2 separate regions of the Homo sapiens genome follow, and region 1 is linked to region 2. A link is a contact called in ENCODE Hi-C or POLR2A ChIA-PET data. All regions are on one chromosome and are shown on one strand. Each heading gives the region's core, a stretch centred on a gene start or an enhancer-like site at or near the end of the contact. The rest is flanking DNA. Distances are from core to core; before and after follow the strand shown.

Region 1 (5,358 bases), core at 1-2,500, 290 kb after region 2:
CATGCATATCAAGCAAATTACCTGCCTGGCACAGGGTAAAAGAACCCAGTAAATGGAGCTGATGTTAATATTCATGCAAATCCCCTCACTATGAGCCCAGCTGTGTAACTGCTGAATCTTCCCCTTGTTCTCTTTGATCTCAGCCCAGAACCTCTCGTTTGCACCTGGATGACTCGGCCAGAGATGATTTCTAGAAGTTCCTTAAAGATATTAGTCTGTGGGCTGGGCACGGTGGCTCACACCTGTAATCCCAGCACTTTGGGAGGCCGAGGCGGGTGGATCACCTGAGATCAGGAGTTTGAGACCAGCCTGACCAACATGGTGAAACCCCGTGTCTACTAAAAATACAAAAATTAGCTGGGCATGGTGGCGGGCGCCTGTCATCCCAGCTACTCAGGAGGCTGAGGTGAGAGAATCGCTTGAACCCAGGAGGCAGAGGTTGCAGTGAGCCGAGATTGTGCCATTGCACTCCAGCCTGGGCAACAAGAGCAAAACTCCATCTCAAGAAAAAAAAAACATGTATTAGCCTCTGAAGATTTACTGTGCTGCTGAGAGGAACTTAAAGTTTGGTTCTTGGGGAAAGAGCTGTTAGGTAAGCTGGGATGCAATAGACATAGGTTCACAGAATGAACCCTTATGGTGGGCTGTGGGACAAAAAAGTTTCCAATTTGGACCCCTCACCAAGAGAAACAGAAGGGGAAGAGAAAGTACAGGAGGGAAAAATCAAAGCGTGGGGGCGAGCTGCTGCTTTTAGCCATGGTGAAGGTGAAATCAGGAAACTTCAGTGGGGTTTGTCAAAGAAGACCTTCAATACATACTATGAACTATGGAATATGCAAAACGAGAACTATTTTGTGCATTTCTACCCCCTTCTCCTTCATACTGTTGACCTTCAGGTGCCTACACAGGGTAGCTGGGGGAAATTAAAAGGAGCAGAGCTTCCAGCATTTTTTCTTTTGTGAACAACCCTGGTAAAAAGATTTTGTGCCAACGGTTCTTGGTTTCTCCTCTGACAACCAGTTCCTTCCCCTGCTATTCTTACAGCATTCAGAGTCTGCACAACAGCACTGACATCCCTGCTTCATGTGCAACTGTGAGTACCCATCTGTAAGCCTTTGAGAACAGGGACTGTGGCTTCTACTTCTGAAACTCCCACAGCAGTGAGCCCCTGCAGATAAGCACATACTAACTGATACTGGGCTTCTGAGGGGGGGCCCCCTTCTGCATAGTGTAGTGCTAGGTCCCCAGATCAAGTCAGATGCCAACGAGATTCTTGTTAGAAAAGCTGTGGGTAACACAGACCCAAGAGAGTGGGGTGCAAAAATGGAAATGCAGTTTCCTGAACATTGTCATAATGTGACATCGATTGCTGTGTGATCTTACGTGAGTCATTTCCTTCCCATCTGTTACCTTGGTTTCACTCATCTGCAGAATGAGAACAGTTTTGTAAAGGCACATGCATATATTCATTTTTTTTCCTGATTAGAAAAGTAATATATATTTCTTGTAGAAAATATAGAATATACAGAAGAATGTGTGAGAAATAAAAGTTCCCACTTAAAACCACCCGGAGGCCAGACACAGTGGTTCGCGCCTGTAATCCCAGCACTTTAGGAAGTTGAGGTTCGAGGTGGGTGGATCACTTGAGTCCAGGAGTTCCAGACCAGCCTGGGCAACATGGCACAATCCTGTCTCTACAAAAAATATAAAAATTAGCCAGACGTGGTGGCACATGCCTAGTCCCAGCTACTTGGGAGGCAGAGTTGCAGTGAGCCAAGCTTGTGCCACTGCACTACAGCCTGGGCGACAGAGTGAACCCCCCACCCCCGCCCCAGAAAAACAAAAAAGGAAAAAGAAAACCATCCAGAGATTAAACATTGTTTACATTTCGGTTTACTGCTTTTTGTTTTTATTTATTTCTATTAAACATTTGATGTAGGCCGGGCGTGGTGGCTCACACCTATAATCCCAGCAATTTGGGAGGCTGAGGTGGGTGGATCATTTGAGGTCAGGAATTCGAGACCAGCCTGGCCAACATGGTGAAACCCTGCCTGTACTAAAAATACAAAAATTAGCCAGGCGTGATGGCGGGCGCCTGTAGTCCCAGCCACTCGGGAGGCTGAGACGGGAGAATCGCTTGAACCCAGGAAGTGGAGGTTGCAGTGAACCAAGATCACGCCACTGCACTCCAGCCACAGTGACAGAGCAAGACTCTCTAAAAATAAAAATAAAAATAAAAAATAGAAAATAGAAAAAATTGATGTAATTGGTTTATTGCTTTTTAATCTTTTCTGTGTGTGTGCCGTGTGTGTGTAATTTGCGGAGTCCAGTGCAAAATGAAAACCTAGGCCCCTTGTTCCCAAATTATGAGGAACTTCAAGAAGGCCACAGCAGAGCATTGAACCCACTCTGGAGTCCTGTTTGACTGCGTGGTCACGTGCCCATGAAGTGGGCTCTTTGTATTCCCTACTCAGAATAATAAGATCATTTATTGAGGGTTCTCTGTGTGTCAAGTATTTCATTTAATTAGTTATAATTTAATTCAGCTTCTTTGATATAAATACAATTCTTCCCCCTCCTCATTTTTGCAGATAAAACAACTGGGGATCAGAAAGTTTAAGTAGCTTGCCCAAGTTCATACAGCTAGTCAGGGCAGAGACAATATTCATACCTGAGTCTTTCTGGCTTCAGGTCTGTGCTTTTAACATTGCAGCACATTCCCTCTAATATTAACTTTTTTTTTTTTTTTTGAAACGGAGTCTCGCTCTGTTGCCCGGGCTGGAGTGCAGTGGCACGATCTCGACTCACTGCAAGCTCCGCCTCCCAGGTTCACGCCATTCTCCTGCCTCAGCCTCCCGAGTAGCTGGGACTACAGGCATGAGCCAGTGCGCCCGGCCCTCATATTAACTTTTATAAATTCATTTAAAAATTATTAATAAAGTTGAGATTATACTATACATAAAATCTTATATTGCATTTTTTTTCATTTTATATCACGATTGTTTTTTCTTCCTCTGTTATTAAACAGAGGAGAAAAACTGCGGCTATTTATGAGAAAGAGTGAAGTCTAAATGACAAAGCTCTGAGAAGAATTTCATTGCAAGATTAGATTAAATACAAAACATCAATGATCCAAAGCAGGAGCACGTGGTCAGTGGAGACTTGGCAAAGGCTAGGCTGCTGTATTTAACCCACAGCCCCCGACTGATAAATAGAATATAAACATCTCACTCTCCCTGCTCTGAACATCCTCCACATTAAAGAGGATACCTTTGCAGATCCCCGACAGTCAAGATTTCTGTCCAATTTACTTTTCACAAAAGTAAAAGTTTCATTGTAAAATGAAAGCAATGGGTCCTTTTTCAAGCATAAATAATATTATATGGAATATAAGTTTCAACCTCCTCCTTACACACACACACACACACACACACACACGCTCGAATACCCTTATGGGGGTGTGCAGCCCCGTCTTCCTTGGCAATCACTGAGTTATATGTAAAACAGAGCCAGTACTGAAGGTAATATTAAAAATGTTACTATGCACCACTGCAGACTTTGGGAAACTGACTTACTCTCTCTAAGTCTGAGGAGCCATGTGTGTAAAATAGAGCTCATAAGAGCTACCTCAACAGAATGAGGAAAGAACCTAATGGGTAGGCTTTTCCTGAAGCTGGGACTTCTAAGCCAAGAGTCAAGCTTAGGTTACTGCGCATTAGATTTTCTTTGTAGGCCTTAATTCCTCAACGAAAACTGCAACCATGGTTAGGGTCCCTGGGATCTGGGGCTGAGGAACTGGGGGAGAAGAGGAGTAAGGCCTATTCTTGTACCCATCTCCTTTTGTTTGTCACAGTTCTTATTTTCTAGGGAACTGTGGTTAAAAGGAAGACAGAGTACAGCTACCTTTTAGGGAGAGAAAAAAACCAAAACACAATCCTCAGCTTTCAAGGTGTATGAGGGAGAGAGCACCAAGGTAGTGATTTACCCCTGAAGTCAGCTGAGTCTTGGGGAATTTAAGCAGCTAAGGGACACAAGCTTCAGGCCACAGAAAGTGAGGACCACTGGGGCAGGAAAAAAAATCCCTCTTCGTTTGGTGTTAAGTTTCCACCTATCAAAATGCGTCTTTCTAGATGACTTGCTGCCCTTTGCTGGCAAGCTCTCCCAATGTTGTGCAAAGAGATTTAATAAGAAATAACAGGCTGGGCATGGTGGCTCAGGCCTGTCATCCCAGCATTTTGGGAGAACAAGGCAAAAGGATCACTTGAGCCCAGGAGTTTGAAACCAGCCTGGGCAACATAGCAAGACCCCGTCACTACAAAAAACAAATAAAAATAATTAGCTGAGCATGGTGGTAAATTATAGTGAGCTATGATTATGCCACTGCACTCTGGGTGACAGAGCCAGACCTTATCTCTAAAAAAAAAAAAAAAAAGGCCGGGAACGGCGGCTCACAGCACCCAGCACTTTCGGAGCACTTTGGGAGGCTGAGGCGGGCAGATCACCTGAGGTCGGGAGTTTAAGACCAGCCTGGCCAACATGGAGAAACCCTGTCTCTACTAAAAATACAAAAATTAGCCAGGCGTGGTGGCGCATGCCTGTAGTTCCAGCTACTCAGAAGGTTGAGATGGGAGAATCACTGGAACCCAGGAGGCGGAGGTTGTGGTGAGCTGAGATCAGGCCATTGCACTCCAGCCTGGGCAACAAAAGTGAAACTCTGTTTCAAAAAAAAAAAAAAAGAAAGAAAAAGAAAAAGAAAAAGAGGGCCGGGTGCGGTGGCTCATGCCTGTAATCCCAGTACTTTGGGAGGCCGAGGCAGGCGGATCATGAGGTCAAGAGTTTGAGACCAGCCTGGCCAACATGGTGAAACCCCGCCTCTACTAAGAATACAAAAATTAGCCAGATGTGGTGGTGCATGCTGTAATCCCAGCTACTGGAGAGGCTGAGGCAGGAGAATAGCATGAACCTGGGAGGCGGAGGTTGCAGTGAGCTGAGATCGTGCTATTGCACTCCAGCCTGGGCAACAGAGCAAGACTCCATCTCAAAAAAAAAAAAAAAAAAAAAAAAGAAAGAAAAAGAAAAAGAAATTAAAAAAAAACATGATTAGACTTTAGATACATACAGTGCCTGTCCGGTGTTCCCCCCAAATCTGTCTCCTGAGGCCCAGCAGGCACGTAACCCCAGGTCACTCACAGTGAATGAGGAAGGGATGGCGATGGGTGGGCCCCTGTGTTTGGAGGCTCTGACGCTGTTCTCTCATGCACTCTTCCCACTGTGCCCCAGCTGGGAGTTTTTTTCTCTTTCTGCTCTTTACTAGCACTCCTCTGGTGCCCTTTTCTCTCTCTCTTTTTGTACCTTCTT
Region 2 (4,855 bases), core at 1-2,500:
TTTAAACAAGCATCCAGTTGACCCTGGTGCAAGTGGTCCAGCAACATCATTTAAAAAGCACTGGTCTAATGAGTAAAGAAAAACACCTTTGACCTTGAGTAATCACTCAACCTCTTGGGGCATTAATCCCCTCCACACAAGGGATAGTATCTGTTTTCCTTACCTCAAAGGTGAGATTATAATTAACCTTATAGGCAAACCTAGTTATCTGCAATAACTGTGATTCTAAAATCGTTGATCTTGAGTTCCCTACGTCAAGAGATTTCAACATTTCCTTCCACCTCCACTATAAACCAATTTTTCCTAAACCTCTAAATTTTAGAATTATTGCTGCTCCTTCTCTTTCCCCGCTAAGACTTTTTCACTGCGGCAATAATTAGTCTGGAGTTCTTGTCTAGTAATACCATCCGGTGAGACTAGAGCTCAGATAACCTTTTCAGAAACCCTAGCCCTGAGATGAGGCCTGCAAATATTTGATCCAACCAGGTCTTGAATAAAGAGATAGCCGACTATCAAACCATAATGAGGATACGTGAGGGAAGAATACGTCACGTCATAATACTGTACTTTAAACACCATATCGGCTAACGAAAGGCTTTAGGCCCACGGCTGAGAGAAAAGTATCAGTTCCCAAGTTCTAGGCGGAAGAGGCCCAAGAGACACCACTTTCTCGCTTTCAGACGTGTCTACATAAGACCACAAAAGAAACCGAGGCAAAAACATCCAGAAACAGGCTCCAGTTGTCTCAAAAGAGAGTACATATGAAACGAGACAAGGATCAGAAAAGTAAAGCTAAACCCAGTGTACGGACTCCCCCATTCTTCCTTCTCCCCCTCTCTCTTCACAGACTGAGGTACCTTGGGCGGCCGAATTTTGCAGATGCCGGTTTTCTCCGCCAAAGGCCGGATGCGGCCGATAAAGCTGAGCGGATCTGTGAACTCCTCCCAACTCGGCTCAAAGACGGGGCACTCTGGCGGTGGCACGAACTCCGCCGCGTAGCCCCCCGGCCCCACGCCCGCCATTGCAACGGCCGGGGGGGGGGGGGGGTCCCCGTGGGGAACCGGTGGAGAAAAGCTGGCTGAAGCCCACTAAGCCCGTTCAAGTCCCCTGACAGAGGCCGAAGCGCATCTTCGCGGACAAGAACCGTTCAACACAGAAACCCCAGAATCGCTTCCTCCTCCCGTTTGTTATTGTTTCTTGCAAGGCTTTTCCACTGAGGTTCAGGACTTTTCCGGAAGTTACCGTGCTGTCAAATCCCTCCGCCCCCTGCAGGAAACGGAATCCTTCCGCAGCTGCACGACGCCTGTGTGTCTGGCCTTTCCTTCTTCTTCTCTTCCCCGGCAGCACAGTGTGGCTGTTTGTCTCCTTGCCCGCCAAAGTTCTGCCCAGTCCAACGACTCCACGCAGCTCGCCCTTGGTAAGGGGTCGGGGAGGGGCACAAGCTCTTCTTTACTAGAGGTACGGATTGAGGGAAGCCGACGGGGCGAGGCGGGGCGAGGCGCAACGAGGCGGGGCGAGGCGCGACGCGACGTGACGCTTTCTTCCGGCGCGGAGGAATGTGTAATGCCCCAGAGGGCAGAGGTTGTGCTTCCGGTGAGGAGGGTCCCTTTCCCTTTTGTGTATCAGTGCACTCGAAAACACGCCGGGCTTAATCTTAAGCACCGCGCCTCACCGCCCGTGCTTCGTAATTTGTTTTAACCTACCCTGCTGCGTTTATAGCAAGTAGCCTTTCCAGCATTTCTCTTTTTTTAGCCCTTTGAATGCAGATATTTTACAGTAATCTCACTCTGCCACTTTATACCCGCCTCTTCTCCATCAAAACAAGTGCAGGTCTAACCCATCCCCTAAATCCTGCCAGCTGGCTTTAGCCACCATCCATGAATTGCTTTTCCTTTTACACAGGACGCAGCAGCTCTCCTGAATTACCAGCCAGTATCGTCTAGCTACCTGCAGGACATCTCACTTTGATAACTCAAAGTACTTTAATTGTTCACTGTTTCTTCAGTGTTCCTGGTTTCCATTAATGACTTCATCTATTCAGTTGCCTGAGCAAAAAAAAAAAAAAAAAAAAAAAATCAAGAAATAATCCTAATTCTTTCTGCTCTCACTTCCCATGTATAATCGTGTGTCTCTCCATCCCCGTTACCAGTATCCTAATTTAAATACTCTTACTGACAACAGCTGATTTCTCCTCTCAAATCCCTCTCCATCCACACGTTGGATTGCTTTGTCTAAAATCCAGAATTCATCTTGTCACTTTTCATCTCCAAACTCAACAACTCCAAACATCTTTTTTAATTGCTGATTTGCTGCTTTGCTCTCCAGCTTCATCTCTCCTGCTTCTCCATATGATCTACAGAAGTTTTTGTGGTGACTTTAGTACACCATGATTTTTCTCACCTCTGAGTAACAAATCAGGGGACTTTGAATAACGCAGATTGCCCTCCATAATGTGAGTAGGCCTTATCCAATCAACTGAAGGCCTGAATAGAACAAAAGACTGACCTTCCATGAGCAAGAAGGAATTTTGCCAGTAGATGGCTCTCAGACTTGAACTGTAGCATCACCTTTTCCCTGGCCTCCAGCCTGCCAACCCACCCTGCAGATTTTGGACTTGGAAGCTCTATAATCAAGTGAGTCAAGTCCTTAAAATAAATATCTTTATAAACACACACACACACACACACACACATCTTATTGGTTCTGTTTCTCTGGAGAACCGTGAATACATCTAGGGTTGGAGGGTTCAAGATGGCCTCACTTACGTGTCTGGCAGTTGGTGCTGGCTATTGGCTGGGAAGTCTTAGTTCTCCACATGGCTTCTCATCTTCTGGTAGATGGAGCTTTTCCACTGCATGGTGGTCTTAGCATTCTAAGAAGATGAGAGTGGAAGCAAAGACCTAAAGCCTAGACTCCAAAATGTACAAGATCACTCCATCATATTCTGTTGGTCAAAGCAAGTCATAAGACCATCCCAGATTCAAGAAGTGGGAAAATTCCAATTTTTTATGAGAAGAGTGACAATGTCACATTACAAAGGGGTGTAGACACAGGACGCTGTGATTCATAATAATTCCATACAATTATTATAATGATTTATGTCCAGGTGCAGTGGCTCACGCCTGTAATCCCAGCACTTTTTGAGGCCAAGGCGGGCAGATCACCTGAGGTCAGGAGTTTGAGACCAGCCTGGCCAACATGGTGAAATCCTGTCTCTATTAAAAATGTACAACAATTAGCCCAGGCGTGGTGGCAGGCGCCTGTAATCCCAGCTATCCAGGAGGCTGAGGCAGGAGAATTGCTTGAACCCAGGAGGTGGAAGTTGTAGTAAGCCGAGATCGTGCCACTGTACTCCAGCCTAGGCAAGAAGAGTGAGACTCTGTCTCCAAAAAAAAAAAAATTTACAACAAAGTCTTTGATTTTTACCACTTAAATCTGGAAAACTATATTATTCGGAAAAAGAAATAATGGAATTCCGAATAAAACAAGCCACTGATAATTCATTTTATTAAACATTCAATTAAATGTAATGGTTTTGCTTTCAAATTAACAGAGCGTGAGAACCTGATAGAACCTCAGTATAAGCACAAATCCTTAAAAGCTTTGATTGGTCCTATTTATTTCCTGTTATTTTCTTCAGATTATACTTACCTATTTTATTTTAAACTGTCTCTCTAGTAGAATAGAAAATGTATAATGATTCTCAATCATTTTTATTTGCCACAGTACTTCTGAGAAATCTGTAGTGGTTGCTTACAACAGCAGGAAGTCTGTAAGAGAAGACAGTGAATAGAAGGGCAGCAAATATTAACATCTCTGGTGCGAACAGAAGAAACTTCTGTAGTTACAACCACCTCACATTCTGATGCTTCCCTCAGGGGGGGCACATGAACCCCACTCCCACCTCTCATGCTTACCCCTTTGAAAATCACTGTTGTAAAAATCCAAATTGTGTTTCATCAGCTTCTATGAGGGCATTCTGCACACACAATGTTAAACTGAGTCAATAGTATTTGGGTTTCTGGTCAGAACAGTGGAGTATAACTGTAGTTTAAAAGGATCATTTGCATTACTTAAACAATCCTTGACAGTAACTTTTCAGAAAAAAAAAAATTAGAGTATTATTTATCTGAAATTTATTATCCTGAGTGTTAAAATAGACTAAAATGAATACTTAGATCTGATAATCATTTGGCTAGACCGTGGTCCCTGGATTTTTAAAAAATGCAATAAAACCTCACAAAATCAGATTAATTAGGGTTAGTTTCAGAGAGGGAAAAGTCAAAATTACTGAATTCTTAAACAAATGTCATTTTAATTCAAGAATAATTTCCACCAGTGATTCTCAAACTGTTTTGGTGTCAGGACGCCTTTACTCTTAAAAATTATTGAGGCCAGGCACGGTGGCTCATACCTGTAATCCCAGCACTTTGGGAGGCCGAGGCGGGCAGATCACTTGAGGTTAGGAGTTCGAGACCAGCCTGGCCAACATGGAGAAACCGCATCTCTACTAAAAAATACAAAACTTAGCCGGGCGTAGTGGTGGGCACCTGTAATCCCAGCTACTTAGGAGGCTGAGGCAGGAGAATCGCTTGAACCTGGGTGGCGGAGGTTGCAGTGAGCCAAGATGGTGCCACTGTACTCCAGCCTGGGCAACAGAGTAAGACTCTGTCTCACAAAAAAAAAAATTATTGAGAACCCCCAAAGTTCTTGTTTATATGCATAATACATATTGATGTTTACTATATTAGAAATTAAACCTAAGATGTTTAAAATATTTTATTCATTTCAATATAAAACTTTTATATTTAAATACATTTTAAAAATAATAACTATATTTTCCAAAACAAAAAAA

Evidence for each region. Hi-C counts contacts between places; a loop is a spot of excess contacts on that map. ChIA-PET counts read pairs that join two places held with the same protein, here RNA polymerase II (POLR2A). Pooled maps may share reads with other maps.
Region 1: a pooled map shows a loop between it and region 2 (4-fold over the local background). The contact joins the enhancer-like site here to the promoter of KDM5A in region 2. A Hi-C loop is called at or near these places in 5 of 50 pooled maps. POLR2A ChIA-PET finds 5 or more read pairs at or near these places in 2 of 52 experiments (BJ and PC-9).

The regions. Positions count from the first base shown.
Region 1 is chr12:673,326-678,683 of GRCh38, forward strand. It overlaps LINC02455 (long intergenic non-protein coding RNA 2455), which reads right to left. Exons shown (of 4, transcript NR_187480.1): 4 at 1-1,694. Among named protein-coding and RNA genes, the nearest start is that of NINJ2, 13 kb to the left of the region's middle. RefSeq lists an enhancer at 142-241. Within about 2 kb of position 1,251, at least 10 of the 41 ENCODE cell types and tissues checked have a DNase peak (open chromatin) inside an H3K27ac peak, as active enhancers do.
Region 2 is chr12:388,070-392,924 of GRCh38, forward strand. It overlaps KDM5A (lysine demethylase 5A), which reads right to left and starts at 1,251. Exons shown (of 28, transcript NM_001042603.3): 1 at 858-1,251. The coding sequence starts at 1,022. LOC105369594 (a long non-coding RNA gene) reads right to left here. Exons shown (of 4, transcript XR_007063149.1): 3 at 3,652-3,770; 4 at 1,964-2,872. It also overlaps a transcript of CCDC77 not described here. RefSeq lists an enhancer at 1,414-1,708.